2 separate regions of the Homo sapiens genome follow, and region 2 is linked to region 1. Evidence: read pairs that join two places in POLR2A ChIA-PET (ENCODE). Cell type or tissue: PC-9. All regions are shown on one strand. Links, peaks and the distances in the headings refer to the core of each region. The heading gives the core; the rest is flanking DNA. Region 1 has its middle 17 kb from the start of TGFBI. Region 2 has its middle 8.2 kb from the start of CTB-1I21.1.

Region 1 (5,386 bases), core at 53-5,052:
ATATTCTGAGGAATTTTAGGAATCACATCCATGGGATTATCGAGGGACCCTGGGGCCAGGCCCCAGTTCCAGAAAGATGGTTTGGTGAATAGATCACTCTCATGAGGCAGTGTATTTCTTTCAGAGGATCCCATGAGATTGGGCCTCAAGAATGGTGCTGACAAGCTGATTTGGAATCCTCTTACTTCCATCTGATCTGAGTTCAGAGCTCTAGGCTATACTCGCCCTTGGGCTTCTACTGAGTGTGAAGGCCCAAGTGCCAGTCAATCCTGTTCATTCATGTTCTGATTATGGGGCACCAGAGGGTGGTGGAGGTGGTGGCCGGAGTCCTTTATCCTGTGTGCTTCCTGCTGCTGCAGCCAGGTAACCTCCCACACTGCTCCACAGGTCAGGATCTATACCATGTGGGCTGTGCCTGTTTCCTCCAAGAGTTTCCAGATCGTTGCTTCAAAGCACCAATGGGCCCTTCAAATTGATGTCCTCTCTTGCATATGATTGATGTGCTGGCTTCATGTCTTCTTGGGCTGGTTGTCATTCATGCCAAATCAAGGACAGAGGTTCCTTGTGCAGATCCAGATAATAATAGAGGTCAGGCCTCTGCCCACCGCTCCCACATGGGGAATGGCCCACGACCATCAGCATCTTTCTACCCTGCATTTTTATTTACCTCTCCTTCATCCATGATTGGATATATAACCCTTATACAGCCAGCACCAAGTGGTCCAGTTTCAAGGAGGTGCTATTCAAAGAAACACAGTCCATCCACCCTAATTAATTTCAAAATAACTCAAGTATTTTGCTCCTTGAAAATTATATGGCTGGGTGTGGTGACTCATGCCTGTAATCCCAGCACTTTGGGAGGCTGAGGCAGGCAGATTACTTGAGGCCAGGAGTTTGAGACCAGCCTGGCCAACATGGCGAAACCCCATCTCTACTAAAAATGCAAAAATTAGCCTGGCATGGTGGCGTGCACCTGTAGTCCCAGCTACTCGGGAGGCTGAAGCAGAAGAATCACTTGAATCCAGGAGGCGGAGGTTGCAGTGAGCCGAGATCATGCCACTGCACTTCAGCCTGGGAGACAGAGCGAGACTCCATCTCCAAAAAAAAAAAAAATTAGCTGGGCACGGTGGCGTGTGCTTGTAACCTCAGCTACTCGGAAGGCTGAGACATAAGAATCTCTTGAACCTGGGAGATGGAGGTTGCAGTGAGCCAAGATCTCTCTGTTGCACTCCAGACTGGGAGACAGAGAGACTCTGTCTCAAAAAAAAAAAAAAAAAAAAAAAAAAAAAAAGAAAAGAAAGTTATATAAGGGATCTAAGTACATGCTCCATGGGAATTCCATACATTCACCAGACAGTCCACAGCTGCTCCAGCCAGCTCTCTTCAAAGTTCTTACCCTTGCCAAAACTCTTCCTAAATCCACAGCTCTTATGGCTTTTCTTCTTTATTTCTATGCCTCCCTCCGAGGAATTAATTATCTAGATTTGTGCTGTCTAATATGGTAGCCACTGCCATATGTGGCTAATTAAGCACTTGAAATATGGCTAGTTTGATTTGAGATGTGCTATAAGTGTAAAATGCACACTGGAGTTTGAAGACTTGAGATGAGAAAAAAAGAAATATAAAATGTCTGACTAATGTTTTTCATATTGATTACATGTTAAAATGATAATGTTTTAAATATATTGGCTTCCATAGAAATATTTTTAAGATTAATTTGTACCTGTTTCTTTTTACTTTCGTAATATGGCTACTTATAAAATATGATTTTATATTTATAAAGTATAAAATTACATATGTAGCTCAGGTTGTATTTCTACTGGACAGCCATGGATCAGATCAATTAAGACTACCTAGAAGTCTTCACGTTTTTCTCCTTGCTCTGTGGTTCTTCTTTGCCCTGATATCTTGATTTAAAAACACAAAATCTCCTATTACTGGTCTGGCAGAAATGAAACTCTTCTTAGATAGGATGTCAAAGAGCAAAGACCCTAGAAACAAATGCATTCATCATTTTTGTCCCATCACACAGATGTTAACTTGCATTTGGATTCAAATTGACATTTTAGGAAATAACTAGATTCACAGTCTGTGGAAATTGCCATCATAACTCTTTACCATATAGAAACAACATCAAATGGAGGAAGAGGAATAAATTTTTTTTTCCTGAAACTCTAACAAATTCACATTTTAGTCTAGAGTTTAAATTATTTCATTCATGAGGGAGCTTCTCTCTAACTTCTGTTCTTTCCAGGCTCTGTCACAATCCCATGCTACTTAGTAGACACAACTCGAGTAAGGCAATTAGCTCCTTTGATTTAAAACTGGCAAGAAACATTTTCCTATTTCATTTTCTGCACTTGGATAAATGTCCAGTTCCCAATCCATCATCACCAACAACTTAAGATTCCACCATTTAGTTCCCGCTTCAAGGAGACTGTCCTGAACCATGAAAGCAAAGCTGCCATGACTCACACTTCACATAAAACATGTCTGGATGTTTGGGAAAACAGCCAAAAGCACTTAATATAACCTTACGATAGGAGATATAAGGTAGTTGGGAATACAATAGGAGGATTCGTTTTAAGCTTTGAAATACTTTTTATCTGATAATCTTTTAAGTCTTTTTTGGATTAAAAAGCAATGCACATTGACAGCTGACAGGAAAAGAATTTCAATATCTAAGTGTTCACATATGTGAAAAAAATTGAATGTGGACTGAAAGCACGCATTTGAAATAAATCATGGCTAATGGACAAAAGAGGATCTTTTGCCTGGTAATTATTTTCCCTAGATTAATAAGGGAACAATTTAATCTGGGTGGTTGTAGTAAAAGATTTAAAAGCTAACTACTTATTGTTGTCAGCCTGTGGTTTTGAAAATCAGAAAAGAACTTGAAAAATGGTTTCCTAGAATCTCTAAGGAATAGGGGAGAGGGGGAAGGCTCTCTCAGGTATATGATATTTTCTTCCTATGATACCATATTTTTTTGCATATGAAGAACACACATATACAATTTTAGAATTTGTTAATATTTGCTGTAGTTTTATGTGTTTAATATTTCAGACAATTGCTTGTTCATGTTACTTGAGGAAGAGGAAGTAGAATGTTGTGCAATTAAATGGAATCTCAAGAATTAACGCTGATATTTAGTAAGCCACTTCCTCTTACCCTAAGTGTCTAATTCATGCATTTCTCTATAAACGGCAAAACTGCAGATCTCATCAAAAATTTTGTACTCAAAATATGAATCTCTGAGTTCTTAGTTAACTTTAAGGTGTCATTTTCTTAAACATCTGTTGAGACAAGAGGCAGATCAGAATTTAGATATTCCACAACTGTTTTATTCTATGAAGAGATGCATGTACAGACATGAGCAAACAAAAGTTTCTTGGTGTTTGGTCTAGAAGGTTCTATTTTTTTCTCCTCTGAGCTGAAGTTCCTGTGTAGAGTGAGACCTCATAGTAGAGTGGAAGTTGGAAACATTTGTGGAGATACAGGCACTTAAGCAAAAATCAGAGAAGAGCTGCAACTTCTACTGGCTCTGACCTGAGGCCAGCTGTACACATCACAAAACCCCAGGGTAATGTCCTCTAGCTCCAACCATGTTGTTGCATATGACAGGACCTCATTCTTTTTATGGCTGAATAATATTCCTCTGCATATGTACCACATTTTCTTTATTCGTTTACCCACTGAGGGACATTTGGGTTGATTCCATATCCTGGCTATTGTGAGTAGTGCTTCAATAAACATGAGATTGCAGATATCTCTTCAATATACTGATTTCCTATCTTTTGGAATTATTTCCAGCAGTGGGATTGCTGGATTGAATGGTAGCTCTATTATTAGTTTTCTGAGGATTGTTCTATATAGCGGTTGTACTCATTTACATTTCCACCAACAGTGTATGAGGGTTCTCCTTTCTCCACATCCTGACCAGCACTTGTTATTATTGCCTGTCTTTTGGATGAAAGCCATTTTAACTGGGGTGAGATGATATCTCATTGTAGTTTTGATTTGCATCTCTCTAATGATTAGTGATGTTGAGCATTTTTTTCACAAACCTGTTGGCCATTCGTATGTTTTCTTTTGAGAAATATCTATTCAGATCTTTTCCTCATGTTTTAATTGGATTATTTGATTTTTTCCTATTGAGTTGTTTGAGCTTCTTATATATTCCAGTTATTAATCCCTTGTCAGGTGGGTAGTTTGCAAATATTTTTCCCATTATGTGGGTTGTCCTTTTGCTTGTTATTTTTTCTTTTGCTCTGCAGAGGCTTTTTAGCTTGATATGATCCCATTTGTCCATTTTTGATTAGGTTTCCTGTGCTTTCGAGGTCTTACTCAAGAAATCTTTGCCCATACCAATGTCCTGAAGAGTTTCCCAAATGTTTTCTTTTAGTAGTTTCATAGTTTCAGGTTTAGATTTAAGTCTTGAGATAAGGGTCTGGTTTCGTTAAGTGGAATAAGCCAGGCACAGAAGGACACATTTTTCACATGTTCTCACTCATATGTAAGAATTAAAATTTTTAAAAAATTGATCTCATGGAGATACAGATGATTACCAGAGGTAAGGAAGAGCAGCAGGAATGGGGGGGTAAAGTGGGGATGGTTACTGGGTACAAAAATGCAGTTAGATAGCATGAATAAGATCTAGTGTTCAGTAGCACGACAGGGAGACTGTAGTTAACAATGATTTATTGTGTATGTTTAAATAACTAAATGAGTGGAATTGAAATGTTCCTAACACAAAGAAATGATGAAAACTTGAGGTAACGGATACTACAATTATCCCAATTTGATCATTACACATTGTATGCCCTGTATCCAAACATCAGATGTACCCCATAAATACACACAACTATTCTGTATCCATAACAAATAAAAACAAAACAAAAATGACCCCAAAAAAACCCCAAGGTAGCAGCAGCCTTCAGAAATCTTTTTCCCCATCCTCCCTCTTTGCAGGGCTTGTCCTCAGCCAAGTGTAATAGATGGCTGTATGTTCTTAAAGCTCTCCTTGGGAAGCCGCCCAGCAGCCTCTGCAGCCTGTTCCAAGCCTAACACTCAAGAGGCCCTTTTAAATGTGTAATATAAATTTGCCCCGCTCTAACCTGGGGCCCTGCGGGGTACTGGCCTTAACAGCACATGCCTAGGTGAGACACAGGGAGAGAGGCTGACTCATTTCTGTCTCTGCTAAATATCTATTCTCTTATGTGTACTAGGGAAGCAACACTTTCTAACATTTCTCTTGAGACCTGTGGTTTGGGACTAAGAAGATAATAATGAAAGAAGTTATCTGGCTCTTTAATAAATCCTGCCATATGCCTGCAACCCCATCGGTACAGATTCTTATCTCAGAGAAGAAATGAGTCTTGAATGC
Region 2 (5,386 bases), core at 275-5,274, 720 kb after region 1:
CAGCCTCAGAAGCCTGTTTTTCTCTGACCTTCTCCTGCCCTCTTGAGTCTTAGTACCATTCTCCCTCAAAACTAGTCCTGTAAACTAGAATCCCGCTTCCCCAAAGCAGATCATAGAAACAAGAACTGCTTTTCTAAAAATCCATCCATAAAACTTAAAATATTCCATGCAAAAACTGGCCATAAAGAAATTATATGACCTACCTTGTTTGACTGCAGGTCATTAGAATCCCATTCCAGAGAGAGGCCTGCCCCATACCCAGAAGGGAGGAATGTGTGCTTAGCAAGGCCAAGAAGAATCTAGACAGACAGGCCTTGCTGGGTTTACTCAGTCTGTTAGATCAGATCATACCTTCCTGTCTATGTTTCTACATGGCTGTCCATACTTGGTTGAACCTAAGTATAAAAATGGATAATTTCCCCTGTATCTTGGGTCTTCATTCTGAAGGCTCCTACGTATACACATTAAATAAATTTGTATGCCTTATCTCCTATTACTCAGTCTGCCTCATGTCCATCATTTTCAGCAAATCTCCAAAGGGCCAAAGGCCTTGGCCCTTACAACATCAAGAAAAGCTTCAAAGAAAAACTGACCCCTGAGCAAGGTCTTGAAAAGAGAGGGTTAAGACATTTCTGGAAGAGGAAGCTACGCTGAATAAAGGCATGAAACAACGTGGACATGTTTATCCACATTTTACTCATAAGAAGTCTGAGGCTCCAACAGGTTAAAAGCTTGCCCGTGACCATATTATTTGTGTTGCTAGTAAGAGCTTCTCCTGTGTGCCAGGTATTATTCTAGGGGTTGGGAATATGACAGGAAACAAATTCAAATTTAAGTACAGGGATATTTTTATTACTCAACACTGCAATCCCATCTTTTCAGTTTAGTAATGCTACAGAGCACACCTACTCTGCTCAAACATTTTGGGGAATACAGAAATGAGTTATACAAAGCTGTCCTCAAACAATATATGTAATATAGTAATATCCCGTAGTTAAATTTAAATTTGTTTCCTGCCATATTCCCAAATAATTGTGTGGTCCTTTCAATTTTGTAATGTTATCTTAAAAATAATCACTGTTTTGTTTTGTTTTGTTCATTTTATTTACCTGATGACAAAGTGCGAACATTACAAGAAAACCAAAGTCTTATTGACCTGGTACTTAGCACTTGACCAGTGTTTTGATTTATATATTTTTGTTTTTTGTTTTGTTTTGCTTTTTGAGACAGAGTCTCACTTTGTCACTAAGCTGGAGTGCAATGGCGCGATCTTGGCTCACTGCAACCTCCGCCTCCCGAATTCAAGCTATCCTCCTGCCTCAGCCTCCCAAGTAGCTGGGACTACAGGCACAAGTCACCACACCCAGCTAAATTTTTATATTTTTAGTAGAGGTGGGGTTTCACCATGTTGGCCAGCATGGTCTTGATCTCTTGATCTCATGATCTGCCTGCCTTGGCCTCCCAAAGTGCTGGGATTACAGGCATGAGCCACCATGCCTGGCCTGATTTATATATTCTTATGAACAAAATTATGTGAATTCTGGCCCAAAGGCAATTGGGGGCTGTTTTATTTGAACTCAGACTGTGTAACATGAATTGTCATCATGAGAGAGGGAAGTCTTTGCAGTTAAGCTGTTGGGGCTGCCATGTAGGTTTCTTGTGCTAAATCCTTGAGGGGGTTCCCAAACCCATAAATGAGAATCCATACTCAATCTACTTTTATGCCTAGAATCTTTTCATATGGGTACCTGAACATCTACCTCTGGCTGTTAGAGGAAACAGCAGTGATGAGATCCAGGTAGATAATGTCAACCTCCCCCTCATGATACTTCTGTGTTAAACAAAGGTGAACTGTGTCATCTTAACTCAAGTCTTTACATCCCCTTAGGTCCTCCTGGCCTGAGCTGGGAGGTATTCAGTGATGTCCTGGATGATGGGACCAGAGACATGAGCATCACTTCCTTTGGGCAGGAAGGAAGGCAGGAAACTGGGAATGACTCTTGAAGCCCACCAAGAGATTCCATTCCTACCCCATCCCCCAAGTAACCAAAGCAACCTCTAGAATCCCCACCTGGAATTTTAGGTCCCAAATTCCAAAGGTAGTCTGTGTGTAAAATTTGGGGCATTAATAACAGGTCCTTTTGGATTTGTTTCATGGCCAAGGAATCTAGAAATACATTCTACTCATGATCCATCCACTTTCCCTACGAGTCCCCAAGAGAAATAAGATGCAGGACAAGTATAAAAGACAGACACACTTCAGTGTTAGTTGAGCCTTTGAACCTAAACCCCAGTATAGAGAGTATCAGTGGGATACACTGTGCCACAAGTAGCACTCCTTTTTCCCACATTAGTTGAGCCCACTCTCCAACCCTGGACCCATGGCAGATACCACTAATCAATTGCAGTACTCTACTGTTGATCCCAGACAGAGCCTCAGACACTTTTTCAATACAGAGCTTTAAGAAGCTACTCCTTATTAATAGGATTAGTACTGTACAAATATAAAGCCTATAAACTATTTTTTTGACCCACGAGATGAGTGAACACTTGCTTGGTTCTGTCCTTGTCTTGCTGCTTCCCGCAGGATTCTTCTGCTATTCTAGGCTTGGCTGCATACCCATAGATTTCAAGCTATTAAGAAAGATGTCACATACTTGGATTTGAGTCACTAAAGCTCTGCCATATAGTTCCTCTCCTTCCTTCCTCTTTTCTTAATCCTTATCATCCAAGTGATGGGAAGGCATTGTGTTTGCTTGATCTTTGTCCATGTGCTTTTTTTCTACCTCTGATTAGAGTCATGCCCTTCTACCTGGGTTATCATTTGTTGGTCTTCTCCCCACCAGCTCATACTCTCTAACAATTTTCAAAAAAGTCAAATTTTCAAAAGTTTAAACAAAGACTAACTGAAACCTTCTCTTTCATTAACAGAGAATCTAATGTGCCAAGTATGCTGACAACTTTGAATTCAATGTCTTTTAATTCATAACTGAAAATGCACCTACTGTCTGAGGGATATTTTATGTTCCACCATCTCATGATGTCTCTGGGATGCTTCTTAAATGATATTCCTGTCACTGAAGCCTCAAACCTTTCTACCTCCTTTAGAAAACTACCTTTCTCTACTTCACCCATATTGCTCCTTGGCTTCCCAGGTTGGGCCCAAATATCCCTCTACTTTCCTTTTATTATGTATTATTACTATTTTTAGAGAAAGAAAGAATCTTACTCTGTTACTCAGCCTGGAGTGCAGTGGCACACTCATAGCACACTGTAACCTTGAACTCCTGGCTCAATCAATCCTTCTACCTGAGTTCCCTGAGTAGCTGGGACTACAGGTGTGCACCACCATGCCCAGCTAATCCTCTTCTGTCCTTGAAGGAAGTCAAAGAAGATGCCAGTGAAGAGGCATAAGTGGCCAATTACTCTTAAGCCCAAAGGCTCTTAGGAATTGACTTCTGCTTCACCAGAGGTGTCCAATATTTTGGCTTCCCTGGGTCACATTGGAAGAAGAAGAATTGTCTTTAGCCCTACATAAAGTACACTAACACTAACAAAAGCTGATGAGCTTAAAAAAAAAAAAAGTTCTGTGTTGGGCCACATTCAAAGCTGTCCTGGGTCTTATCCATGGGCCACAGATTGGACAAGCTTGCTTAGAGGAAGGAATTCAAATCACGATTTCACTCTAACTCTGTTGCTTTCACTCTGATGGAGGTATTAATCTGATGGGTTGGATTTCAGGGCCTCATTTTCCAGTGATTGGGAAGCCCTCAGGACATAAATGGCCTGTGGATAGGCAGACTATGATTTTGATTCCATCCCTCCTGCAGCTGGTGGATGTCTTTCTTACATAATGATAAGGTTCAAAACTTAAATTGGGTGCTGGGAAAGTGGGAGGTAGGGAACAGGCAGACTGTTCTGAGAGCCTCTTTTGTATAAAGCCACTTAGGCTCAACTAAGTCATCACAAATGGTCATGGACAATAGATGTCCTCAATGCCCCTTATCAAGACCCTTAAAATGACTCTTAAAGCTCTAATTATCTAGTCTTGCCTCTGATCTCTCCTATATCCCGAACCATAGTGACTTTATGAAATGTGAAAATCTGATGATATCTCTACTCTTGGAAAGGCAAAACACATTCAGAGCTCTGGGACAAGGATCAGAGAAGTGATCTTGCTTAGGAAAGACAGGCCCCTGCATCCCCATAAGCCATGACTTATTAGAGAATTCATGTTCTTATATAGAGCCACACACACCTCAGCCTGTCCAGTGGGAGCTATCATGATAAGCAGAAAAAGGAGAAGGAACTAGAAAACAATTAAATAAGAAATTGAAAATCTAAGAGTTTGGTCAAATAGGTAGCCTTGTAAGATGCCGTCTTCTGAACCATCAGTAAGTGTCTATGTGGTCTCCCCACAAGCTGAGGATTCTGGGTCTATTTTTGGACAGGATAGCAGGGGTGTGGGCCCCAGGGTGGCAGGCTTGTCTGTTCCCATTTTTAAGCAAGGCCCAAAGCACACTTGGAGGGTTCATCCTGCCCCATCTCTCCTTCCAGGATCCTGGGCCTGATTAAGAAGCAACTCAGATGTAACGCGGTGGGAAGGAGTCTCTCTTCCTTAGCAGTTCAATTGGAAGCAGCCACGGCCAGCTGTCAGCACTGAGGCAGGAAAAGCCAAAAGCAGTTGGAGGCCAGGGCAGGTGTGGTGGGAGTGGGACCGAAGGTCAGATGCAGGAGTGTGAAATGAGGCCAAGCAGGGGCCGGGAGGATGGAGGGGCCTGGAGTCTGAGGCTAGGTCAGCTCTGCAGGAAACATCTAATCTGAGCAGTGTGTGAAAATTGGAGTTTGGGGTCAGAACCAAGGGCAAGCAGAGCTTGTTTGGAAGATGGGGCCAGGTTTCAGGACAGAGCCTTGGTTGGGAGAAAAAAATCACTTCTAGGGGATAGAAGGCCAGAGCATCACCAGAGAGGCCAAGCTTATCTTGGTTCTCCCCTTTCTTCTAAAAATTTTTACCTCCTCTGGTCTTAAAAGTGCAGTCGTCCAAAACTAGTATCTGTTGTAGAGGGAGGTGCTGTTTAGCATTAAATAATCAAAAGACATCAGCAATGTGTGGGAAGCCCAGGAGGGGACAACATCTCAGCTGAGGAGCCCCCTGCATTCATTACCTTCTGGTGCAGCGCTGAGCGGCATAAGCGGGCTGCTTCAACCCTTCTTTGGGTGTAAGGCATATGCATTAACAAGTATCCTTCATTTCAAGAACATTCTATATTTTCTGTGATGAATTTTGAAATAAGTGTTCATCCTGAGGCATCATAAAACCAAATTTGAAAACCACCAGCATGACCAGTATCCAGGTAGCTTTGAGGATAAAAAGAGCAGGAGTGGT

What was found. Peaks named below come from ENCODE experiments on the same cell type or tissue, not always from the same donor. Only the 100,000 strongest peaks of a DNase experiment are listed, where the experiment ranks them.
Region 2: POLR2A ChIA-PET joins it to region 1 with 7 read pairs; 1 of 35 experiments calls an interaction of 5 or more read pairs at or near these places.

What each region holds. Positions count from the first base shown.
Region 1 is chr5:136,009,083-136,014,468 of GRCh38, forward strand. No RefSeq gene overlaps it. Among named protein-coding and RNA genes, the nearest start is that of TGFBI, 17 kb to the right of the region's middle. In PC-9, for the core only: no CTCF peak of the experiment used is centred there; DNase peaks (open chromatin) are centred at 2,489 and 3,139; H3K27ac peaks cover 2,084 bases.
Region 2 is chr5:136,724,079-136,729,464 of GRCh38, forward strand. No RefSeq gene overlaps it. Among named protein-coding and RNA genes, the nearest start is that of CTB-1I21.1, 8.2 kb to the right of the region's middle. In PC-9, for the core only: no CTCF peak of the experiment used is centred there; a DNase peak (open chromatin) is centred at 283; H3K27ac peaks cover 866 bases.